Regions from separate parts of the Homo sapiens genome. Here region 1 is linked to region 2. A link is an interaction called in ENCODE POLR2A ChIA-PET data of the cell type or tissue named here. Cell type or tissue: MCF 10A. All regions are shown on one strand. Links, peaks and the distances in the headings refer to the core of each region. The heading gives the core; the rest is flanking DNA.

Region 1 (5,383 bases), core at 182-5,181, 110 kb before region 2:
TTTTGACTCATGTGATTGAATAAAGTTAAAAAGTGGCAGAAGAATATTTCACAGTGAAATATTTCCGCCCCCTTCCCCATTTCTGAGGTGCCAGTTACAGTAGTCGCCCCATGTCCATCGCTTCCTTTTTCAAGGTTGCAGTTATCCATGGTGCAGTACAATAAGATATTTTGAGAGAAAGAGAGGCACCACATTCACATACCTTTTATTACAGTATCTTACTAGAATTGTATTTTATTATTTATTATTGTTCCTCTTTTTTTTTTTTTTTGAGACAGAGTTTTGCTCTGTCACCCAGGCTGGAGTGCAGTGGTGCCATCTTGGCTCACTGCAACCTCCACCTCCCGGGTTCAAGCAATTCTCATGCCTCAGACACCTAAGTAGCTGGGATTACAGGCATGTGCCACCATGTCTGGCTTTTTTTTTTTTTTTTTTTTTTTTTTTTGGTATTTTTAGTAAGAGACAGGGTTTTGCCACGTTGGCCAGGCTGGTCTCAAACTCCTGGACTCAAGTGACCTGCCCACCTCGGCCTTCCCAAAGTGTTGGGATTACAGGCGTGAGCCATTGCGCCTGGCCATATTGTTGATCTTTCATTGTGCCTTTATTTATTTATTTACTTACTTACTCATTGATGGATTGATAGGGTCCTGCTCTGTTGCCCAGGCTGGAGTGCAGTGGCACAATCATACGTCACTGCAGCCTCGATCTCCTGCTCTCAAGTGATCCTCCCGCCTTGACATCTGAAGTAGCTAGGTCTACAGGTGCATGTCACTATGCCCAGCTAATCTTTTAAAAAAATTTTTGTAAAGATAGGGTCTTGCTGTGTTGCCCAGGCTGGTCTTGAACCCCTGAGATTAAACGATCCTCCCACCTGGGCCTCCCAAAATGCTGGGGTTATAGCCCCGAGCCACTGCACCTGGCCTAATTTATAAATTAAACATTATCATAGGTTTATGTGTGTACAGTATGGGGAAAAAACAGTATATACAGGATTAGGTTCTATCTGCGATTTCAGGAATCCACTGAGGGTCTTCAAATGCATCCCCCAGGATAAGGGCGGGAATACTGTTATTTGTTTCTTGTTTGTCCTTATGGAGTTTCTTTATGCAAGCAAATACAAATAGACACTTAGTTTCCCTTTCATATATAAGCAGAAGTGTGCAAAGTACTCTTAGCAATGTGCTTTGGAGATCTTCCCATATAGGCACACAGGCATTAGCCTCATTTTCTTACAGGTGCATAGTATTTTACTGTACGCAGGGTCTGTGATTTACTTAGTCCTCTACGGATGGGCCTTAAGGTTTCTATTCTTTTGCTGTTTTCAAACAAAGCTACATCACCTTGAATCTAAGTGTATCTGAAAGAACTCTGACAAAAACTGTCAAATCGCACCAGTTTACATTCCCATCAGCCACGGTTCCCGTCTCCCCCCAGCCTCAGCAGAGTGCAAGAGCAGCTCTAGAGTTTTGCTGCTCTGAGGTTTCCCAGATATGGTACATTTCTTTCCTCTTACTAAAAATGAGGCTGAGCATCTTTCCATATGTTTTAGACTCCTTAAATTCCTTTTCCCTTTTTTGTGAGCTGTCTGTTCAGATCTTTTGTCTATTTTGATAGTTTTAACTTTTTAAAAGGATTTCCAGAAATGTCTATATTAATATATTAGCCATTTGTTTGTGATGTGAGTGGCAAATAGTTTTCCTAGTTTTTTTTTTCTCTTTAGTGGGTTTTTTCCCCTTAGTGGAAAAGTGGCTTTAAAAAATATATATTCAAATATATATATATATTATTTACATAATATATATTTTATATAAATAAATGTATATGTGTGTGTTTGTGTAGAGAGAGATAGTTGATTTTTATCAATCTTTTCTTTCATGGTTTCTTAATTTTAAATCAGTTGGAAAGGTTTGCCAAATCCACAGCTATGAAGAAATTCTCCTGTTTTCTTCTAGTACTTATTAGTTTTTATTTTTATTTATTTTGAGATGGAGTCTTGCTCTGTCGCCCAGGCTGGAGTGCAGTAGTGCCATCTCAGCTCACTGCAACCTCCGCCTCCTGGGTTCAAGCAGTTCTCCTGCCTCAGCCTCCCGAGTAGCTGGGATTACAGGCATCTGCCACCACGCGCAGTTAATTTTTGTATTTTTGGTAGAGATGGGCTTCTGTCACGTTGGCCAGGCTGGTCTCAAACTCCTGAACTCAAGTGATCCACCTGCCTTGGCCCCTAAGTGCTGGGATTACAGGCGTGCGCCACAGCTCCCGGCCTATTTTTAAAAATTTCTGTAGAGATGGAGTCTTGCTGTTTTGCCCAGGCTTGTCTTAAACTCCTGGTCTCAAGCAGTCCTCCCGCCTCAGCCTCCCAAAGTGCTGGGATTACAGACACTGGCCACTGCAACCAGCCAATATTTTTGATTTTGAAAAAATTTAAGCCTGTACAAAGTAGAGACAATGCTATAATAAACTGGCATATACCCCCACCTAAATTCAACTGCTATCAAGGTTTTGTTATACTTCTTTCTTCTATCTCTTCTCTCTCTCTGACTCTGTCTCTCAACAAAATTATTTTAAAGTACACCCAAAATATCAACTCATTTTACCTCTATATACTTCAATATGCATTTTAAAATTATGAATATTTCCTTGTATAACTATAATGCTATTATATGTAACAAAATTAACAATATTATTTGGTATCATCTAATACTTGATCTATAATTGATTTTCTCCAGTTGCCTCAAAAATGTATTTTTACGGTTGGTTTTTCCAAATAATAATGCATTTGTGGTTTCATTTTTAAAAACATTTAACTATTTTTTTATTTGTTTATTTGAGTCAGAGTCTTGTTCTGTCGCCCAGGCTGGAGTGCAGTGGCAGGATCTCAGCTCATGGCAACCTCTGCCTCCTGTGTTCAAGCAGTTCTCCTGCCTCAGCCTCCCAAGCAGCTGGGATTACAGCCACGTGCCACCACACCCGGCTAATTTTTGTATTTTTAGTAGAGACGAGGTTTCACCACGCTGGCCAGGCTGGCCTCAAACTCCTGACCTCAGGTGATCCATCCACTTCGACCTCCCAAAGTGCTGAAATTACAGGCATGAGCCACTATGCCTGGCCTACACATTGAACTATTTAAATATTTGATCCATTAGAAATTTATCCTGGTGTGGGGCATGATTTATTCATTCTTCCTTATGGTTACCCAGTTGCCATTATGTTTATTGGGCAATCTAGTTTTCTTCGTTGACTTTAAATGACACGTTTCAAAATTTATGTATTCTCATATATATCTGGGACTACTTCTGGCTTTCTAATATGTTCTGCTGTCTTGTTTATTCACTTGCCAGTACCACATTATTTTAATTACTGAGGCTGTGTAATGCATTCAATAACTGGCAGCTCTTGCTTATTTGTCCATGTGAACTTCGGAATCTCCTTGCCTAGTTTATTTTTTTTCTTAATGGTTGGTATTTTATAAATTGAGAATGTGTAAAATGTAATAAATTAACTTAGGAAGAATTGATATATTTAGAACCTCAAACTTCCCTAATTTAGAACATGATTTTTTTTTTCAAATTCTTTTTTGTATTTTTTAGGAGTGCCTTCCAGTTGTTTACATAGATTTGACATGTTTCATGTTAAGTTATTCCCTGGTACTGAATTGCATTGTTACTGTAGCAAGTGTGGTCTTTTCTTCCTCTGTAGTCTGTGAATGGGCTGCTGTTTGGAGGTACAGCTTTCCACAATGCCAACGTCTTGCTCTCTGCCTGAAAAGATGCCCCAAGGCCCAGCACACCCATGCTGTGACAAGCAGGGCACATCCCTGAGTCAGAGATGGAGCAGGTCAAGGCAGCTCAAGGCTTCCCATCCTGACTCCAACCCCTTCACGGGCAAGGCTCAAGGAGCTGGGAACCTGGAGTAAGAAGAAGATGTGAACTGAGTTGCGAAAATCAAACTCTAAGAGCTGGGAGGCTCTTTCCCATCAAGCTTCTAAGAAAGCTAAACTTTCTCTAATATGAGACGAATAATTTGTTATGAGATTAATGTAGATGCGCTGCAAGACAGGCATCTATCCGATCATTCTTTTGGACTCACAGCAAAGCTTATCAAACGCTGTCAGCAGTCACTCTATGCACAGCCCTGGATTTGGCAGTCACTTTGAGTATGGGACTCTCTACTGCCCCCTCCCACCTACACAACATTACCCCCGCCTCCTCACCCCTTCAGGTGCCCTCACTCATGGCCAGGCTGGGCAGGATTAGCTTCTCTGCTGCAAGAGGGACGTCAAGGCAGTGGAAGTGGGGTTGGCAATTACCTCTGCTGCAAAGTCCTCTGGTTGAGACACCAGGCTTAGCCTGCCTTCCTGCCAACTGTTGACGGCAGCAGTGGCCCATCTGGGGTGGCTGCTGTGAGGACGCCAGCTGCAGTGGGGAAGCCATGGCTGGGATTGTGCACTCTGTGGAGCTGGCAGGGGCCAGGAATAGGTGATCCCAGCAGGAGCCCTGCACCCTACCAAGCTGGCAGGATGGGAGCCTGTTCTCCCAGGCAGTTGCAGCTGCCCAGCCGTGGACCTGGGCATCCCTGCACTCTCCAGGGCCTGGGAAGCCTCCTATTCCTTCAGGCAGAGGTGCCTGTTCCCACTCTCTGGCCTCTCCTCTCTCCAAGTGCCCGCTCCAGTGCGAAGCAAAGTTGTGGCAGACCCAGCACCCTGCTGCCTCAGCCCTTTCTGGACTTCGGGCAGTGATGAGTGTGGGAGGGAGGCTGGGGGCATTGAGGGCAGCTGAGCGTGGGCATGTGGGTGCCCCTCAGTGCAGATAGCCTGCGTGCCATGGATGGCATGTTGATGGCAGTGGGAGGCAGACAGGTTCCTAGGCAGGAAGGGGTGGGTCTCTAGTGAAACCCTACCTTTAAGCCAGGGATGGCCTGAAGCCTGGGGGCTCAGCTGTCCGTTCCAGGTGGAGTCCGCAACCTGGAGTGAGAACTTCACTGATGCCTTTTGGCCAATCAGACGGTGCTTTTTCCAGGCCTGCCTATGACCACCTATGGACCAATCAGCATGCACTTCCTCCCTTCTGAGCCCATAAAAACCCCAGACTCAGCCAGCCTAAGACACTTGTCTGGACCACCTGTAGAAAGGAGCTACCCACTTTGGGTCTCCTGACAGCTGTTCTGTCACTCAATAAAGCTCCTGCCTGCCTTGTTCACCCAGTTGTCTGCATAACCTCATTCTTCCTAGACACAGGACAAGAACTCAGGACCTGCTGAATGGCGGAAGTGAAAGGAGCTGTAACATGTTCTTGACCAGCTCGCTGAGCTGTGGGTGGTGACATGCTCCTGGGCTATGGGAGTAAAGGATGGCAACCCTTCTGGGGGCCCAGACCTCAGAGCTGGA
Region 2 (5,383 bases), core at 64-5,063:
ATGCCAGCTCCTCTCTGCCTTTCAGTATATGTGGAAGCAGCCTGAGGCTTTCCCCAGATGCCCAATCTTCCAGCAGCAGAATCGTGAGCCAAATAAAACTCTTCTTTATAAATTACCCAACCTCAGGTATTCCTTTATAGCAACACTAAAGGGACTAAGACAGCTTGCAACCTTTAGACTCAATCAATGGGCAATGCAAGGAAAATATTTCCAGATAGAGAAGGCAAATGTTATCAGACTCAACACTGTAAAAATAAAGACATAGCTGAGAAAAGCTGAAAGATGGACAACAGGAAAAGAGAGGAATGCGGAAGGTTAGTGGTACTAGTCCCCTCATCTTATAAAATTTGGCACCTAATAGGTAGGAAATAAATGCAACAAGATATAGAGGTTTATGAACATTAAAACTGCAATGGTAGGGCTGGGCACGGTGGCTCAGGCCTGTAATCCCAGCACTTTGGGAGGCTGAGGCAGGTGGATCACTTGAGATCAGGAGTTCGAGACCAGCCTGGCCAACATGGTGAAACCCCGTCTCTACTAAAAATACAAAAGAATTAGCTGGGTGTGGTGGCGGGCACCTATAATCCCAGCTACTCAGGAAGCTGAGGTAGGAGAATTGCTTGAATCTGGGAGGCAGTTGCAGTGAGCCAAGGTGGCACCACTGCACTCCAGCCTAAGCGACAGAGTGACAGTCCATCTCAAAAAAGAAAAAAGAAAAAAAAAAACTGCAGTGGTAATCAAGAGAGGAATTCATGTACTGATAAAACTAAGAAGTTGTACATGCCTCTGTGTGTGTGTGTGTGTGTGTGTGTGTGCATGTGAACGTGGTCTATCAAACAGAGGCAACCCAAAGCACATACATCAGAAACGGCTGAGTGAGGAGTTATACAACTATTAGTAATAACCACTAAAATAATTTTAACAGGAACCATTAAAAATGTGTTGCTTCTGGAACAAAGCTATTGCTTTTCATTTACAGCATTCCTCCACGATCTGATTTTTTCAGCCATGTTCATGAATCACTTTGAAAATAATCCTGTGTGTAGGAGTCAGCAAATTTTTTTTTTCTGTAAATAACCAGATGGTAAATATATTTTTGGCAGTATGGGCCATACAGGTCTCTGTCACAACTCTGCAACTTGGCTATTCTGGGGCAAATAGACAATTCATAAATGAATGAGTGTAGCTGTGTTCCAATAAAACTTTATTTACACAACAGGTGGCAAGAGGGATTTGGCCTGCAGGCTGCTATTTGCCGACCACTGATCTATTCCAGCATTTCCCAAACTATGTACTACAGGATACTCCAATATACTTGAAGCTTTTCCTCCAAAAGAGGGAGAGTTTCCAGTTCAAAGAGTTTAGAAAATGCTAGGTTTAAAAATGTTAAGCAGATTTCTTTACTTCAAGGCTTCTTGCAGTCTCTAATGTGCTTATGAGCTTTTGGAAGCCAAATATGGAATAGAATTCAGCACACAGCATTTCTCCAATTTCCATGGATATACTGGAGAAGCACCCAATCAATGATATCTCAAGGGCCACTAGTGTTGGGTGGGAAGGCTTGGGAAGCAATGTCATCATCTAATTCCTACCTTGTATAGACAGAAAAATGAGGTTTAGAGAGTGGGAAGTTACTTGGCTGAGGCTACTCACCTAGACGGTGTCAGAACTGGGACTGGAACCCAGGCAGCTTAGGGTTGTTGCTGCCATTTCAGAGGGCCATTCCTTCATTTAGATGGCCCCATAACAAACCAGTGCAAAGCTATCCTGAGTCATCTCCATCCCGAGGGATTTTCCGGAAGGCACTTTGAAATTACATAACGACATAGATGAACCAATACTTAAACCTCAAAAAAGGCGAAGACTATGGGTTCAGATTTTATTATTTTATTTAGAAACAACATGAGGTGAGGTGAACTGATTGGACACATTCACCACGAGTCTTTCCTAATTTCTAATACAAGGTGGAGCAATAGAAAAAAATAGAAAATAAGGAGAACAAAGTCTTTTTCTCAACTTTTTTAGGATTCTAGACTATACTATTCAGTGTTACTAAAGCACACTTTGTATTTTATGAATCATCAGTGATGAGTAAGTACAGATTAAGCTCTATCTGAACATGCAGCAGTGTACAAAGCACAGAGCAAGAGTTTTGGAGATAAAAGAAAGTTTAGGAGGATCAGAGACAAAAGAAAAAGGCTTGGCCGGGCGTGGTGACTCATGCCTGTAATCCCAGCTCTTTGGGATGCTGAGGTGGGAGGATCGCTTGAGCTCAGGAGTTCAAGACCAGCCTTGGGAACATGGTGAGAGCCCATCTCTACAAAATAATTAAAAATTAGCTGGGCATGGTGGCACACAGCTGTGGTCCCAGCTACTCAGGAGGCTGAGGTGGGAGGGTCACTTGAGCCTAGGAGGTTGAGACTGCACCACTGCACTCCTGCCTGGGTAACAAAGAAAGACCTTGTCTGAAATTAAAAAAAAAAAAAAAAAAAGAAGAAAAAGAAAAGAAAAAAGAGAAGGAAGGAAGGAAGAAAAAGACTTGAGAAACCTAAGATCTAAGTAAACACCCCTAATATTTTGTGAAGGCAGTACAAAAATATGAACCAAAGCAATATAACTCTAAACAAAGAAAACGGTCAGAATATAAATTGAACTTTAAACAAAAAAAGAGGAGGAGTTTAATCAGGGTCCAGGCAAGGTGAGTATATCCACTCTGAAAATAACATCTTGGTTCATAAGTTGGTTTCTGAATTCTAGAATGCTTTATATCATTATTTTGTATTCAACACACAAACCACCCATTCCATTTTCTTCATATTTTTCAGGTGTCATTTCATAGCCTATGATGATTAATTGAGATGGATTTTTGAAAACCTTCCTAGCCAACTTAGCTAAGGGACAGCTTTCCCCTAACACTCTCGTGATTGGTGTGAAAATGAAACCTGCTCCTTCCAGAACAATGAGAATGCTACCTCTGCCGACAACATTCCCATCCAACTAAGATCAAGCCAGATTGCTCTTGAGTCATTGGTTAGTAACCCATGGGAAGAGGAAGAGTAGCTGCAGTTGACCTATAAACTCTGCCTTGGCCTTGTCCCAAGCTAATCCCTATTACATCCCACAGACTGTCCCTGGAGTCAGAAGTTGTCCCCAGACTTGTCCTAATGGCCTAGCACAGTGGGAAGTTGTCCAAGAGTCATGGTCATCAAGAGACCTTCAGAGACCACTTAATTGTACAAGACTTTATTTGCCAAACTCCTAAAATTCCTGAGTGCCATGGGACAAGGCAAGGAAGATGTAGTTGCTGGGCAAGAAAAGTGAGCAACCATCTAGTTATTGATACAAGGTTCCTAGGTTCAAATGCAAGTAGCCCCTGGCCTGTGCTGTCCAATACAAGAACCAATGGGCACACATGGCTACTTAAGTTGGTGAGTGCAACTGAGGAACTGAATGTCAACTTTTAATTAATTTCACATGATTTTATTTAAATGTAAAAACTGAAGCAATGTAAAACATGTTCCATTAAACATTAATGCATTGCTTTGGTAGAACTACATTTTACTTTAAATACTATATTGCTTAAAATATTATTTGGTGCATTGTAGCAGATGAGTCTACAAAGGAAAGCATCACTGATCTACTTGGTGTCAATAAAGTGTTTCCATTTAAATGTTTTTTTCTAAACACTGATGTAACACTGTAATGTGTTCATATGAATATTTTACACAGACAGCACAAGTTATGGTGATAACTATGTAAATCATAATTGGTAATTATATCAAAATACTTGTTTTAATTAAGATATAATTACATTGTTTCTCTAGTTTATAAAATAAATATGGCCAATTTTTCTAATTTATCACTTTGAAAATTTTGTAGCAGTCCTAACACAGAGACACTTTCCAAAGCCTTAGGACTGATACAAAATCCAGTGGAGACACAGAAATTAATAATACAATCAGAACAGTCAAGAAAAAAAGAGACAGGAGAGGAAGGTAAGCAAAAAGCAACATAATCAATGGCAATTATAACTTGCTGTGGCAGAGCAAAAGGAGAAAGCTGTGTGTTACATAAAAAGTCAAAGATAATAAAGCAGAAAATATTAACAGACAATTTCAGCAAAAACATAATGAATTTGATGCCATCTCCCCTCGACAGTCAAAAACAGATCAATGAAATTAGTCACTCAAAATAAGAATGGCCAAAAAAATTGTTTTAATGATTTTTTACATCTCAGCTCATAACTCTGGCCAGTTATAAAACATCTTGGATTCTTGAAGCAGTTTATGGAACTGCTGAAAGAAATAGAAAACCAGAAATGATTGATCATGTGTTCTTTGCCAATGATCTCTGGTTGAATCATAGAAGAATTTTTACAAACATTCACTGTACAGTTAACTACAATGCAGGATTTTCTTTACAAAAAAAGAATGCTTGCTGAAGCAAGAAATGAAGACAAAAATAGGCACTGTGGGCTGGGAGCCGTGGCTCACGCCTGTAATCCCAGCACTTTGGGAGGCCAAGGCGGGTGGATCACAAGGTCAGAGATCGAGACCATCCTGGCTAACATGGTGAAACTCTGTCTACTAAAAATGCAAAAAACAAAAATTAGCCGGGCGTGGTGGGGGGCCCCTGTGGTCCCAGCTACTCGGGAGGCTGAGGCAGGAGAATGGCGTGAACCCGGGAGGCGGAGCTTGCAGTGAGCCGAGATCACGCCACTGCACTCAAGCCTGGGCGACAGAGCAAGACTCTCTCTCAAAAAAAAAAAAAAAAAAAAAAAAAAAAAAAAATAGGCAGTGTGATTTATGTTTTTTTTCACAGATATCACACACTATATATGAAAGAGCTAAATTTAAAGTTTCAAGGAAAGGAAAAACTTACTTATGACCTAGCTAGAGAGGCAGGAGAATTTATGTCAAAATTGACATTTTTCATAAGAGAAGTAAAAAATAATGGTTTCATACATTTTTGTAACTTGAATCAATATGTGGATGACTTCACTGAAATCAAAAGCATTATATAAATTGCCTTCAAAATCCATAAGAAAATGTTGGGGAATACTTTGTTGATATTGATAAATTTAGAGTTAGTTTTTCCATTTTTGCAATATTCCTTTGAATTTAATGTCAACAATTCTGAGCTGGCATAAGAGTTAGTGAATTTGCCTAAGTTGAACAGATGTAGCTTTGAAACTGATATTTTTTGTTTCAAAAAGTCAAATTAATTATTCTAAAAAAGATGAACCAGTTTTGTCAAGTTGAATGCGAATATCGTGGAGAATGATTTTTTGATGCTGAGTTCAGTTGCTGGAGAACTTGTATATTTGGGGTTTGGTTAACAAATATACTTTTTCAACTATAAATTTTATAAAAGCTAAATATAG

Evidence for each region. ChIA-PET counts read pairs that join two places held together with the same protein. Peaks named below come from ENCODE experiments on the same cell type or tissue, not always from the same donor. Only the 100,000 strongest peaks of a DNase experiment are listed, where the experiment ranks them.
Region 1: POLR2A ChIA-PET joins it to region 2 with 5 read pairs; 3 of 35 experiments call an interaction of 5 or more read pairs at or near these places.

The regions. Positions count from the first base shown.
Region 1 is chr10:29,603,947-29,609,329 of GRCh38, forward strand. All of the region lies in intron 1 of SVIL (supervillin), which reads right to left. Among named protein-coding and RNA genes, the nearest start is that of MIR938, 4.3 kb to the left of the region's middle. In MCF 10A, for the core only: no CTCF peak of the experiment used is centred there; no DNase peak of the experiment used is centred there.
Region 2 is chr10:29,712,476-29,717,858 of GRCh38, forward strand. It overlaps a transcript of SVIL not described here. Among named protein-coding and RNA genes, the nearest start is that of SVIL, 80 kb to the left of the region's middle. In MCF 10A, for the core only: no CTCF peak of the experiment used is centred there; DNase peaks (open chromatin) are centred at 1,806 and 2,166.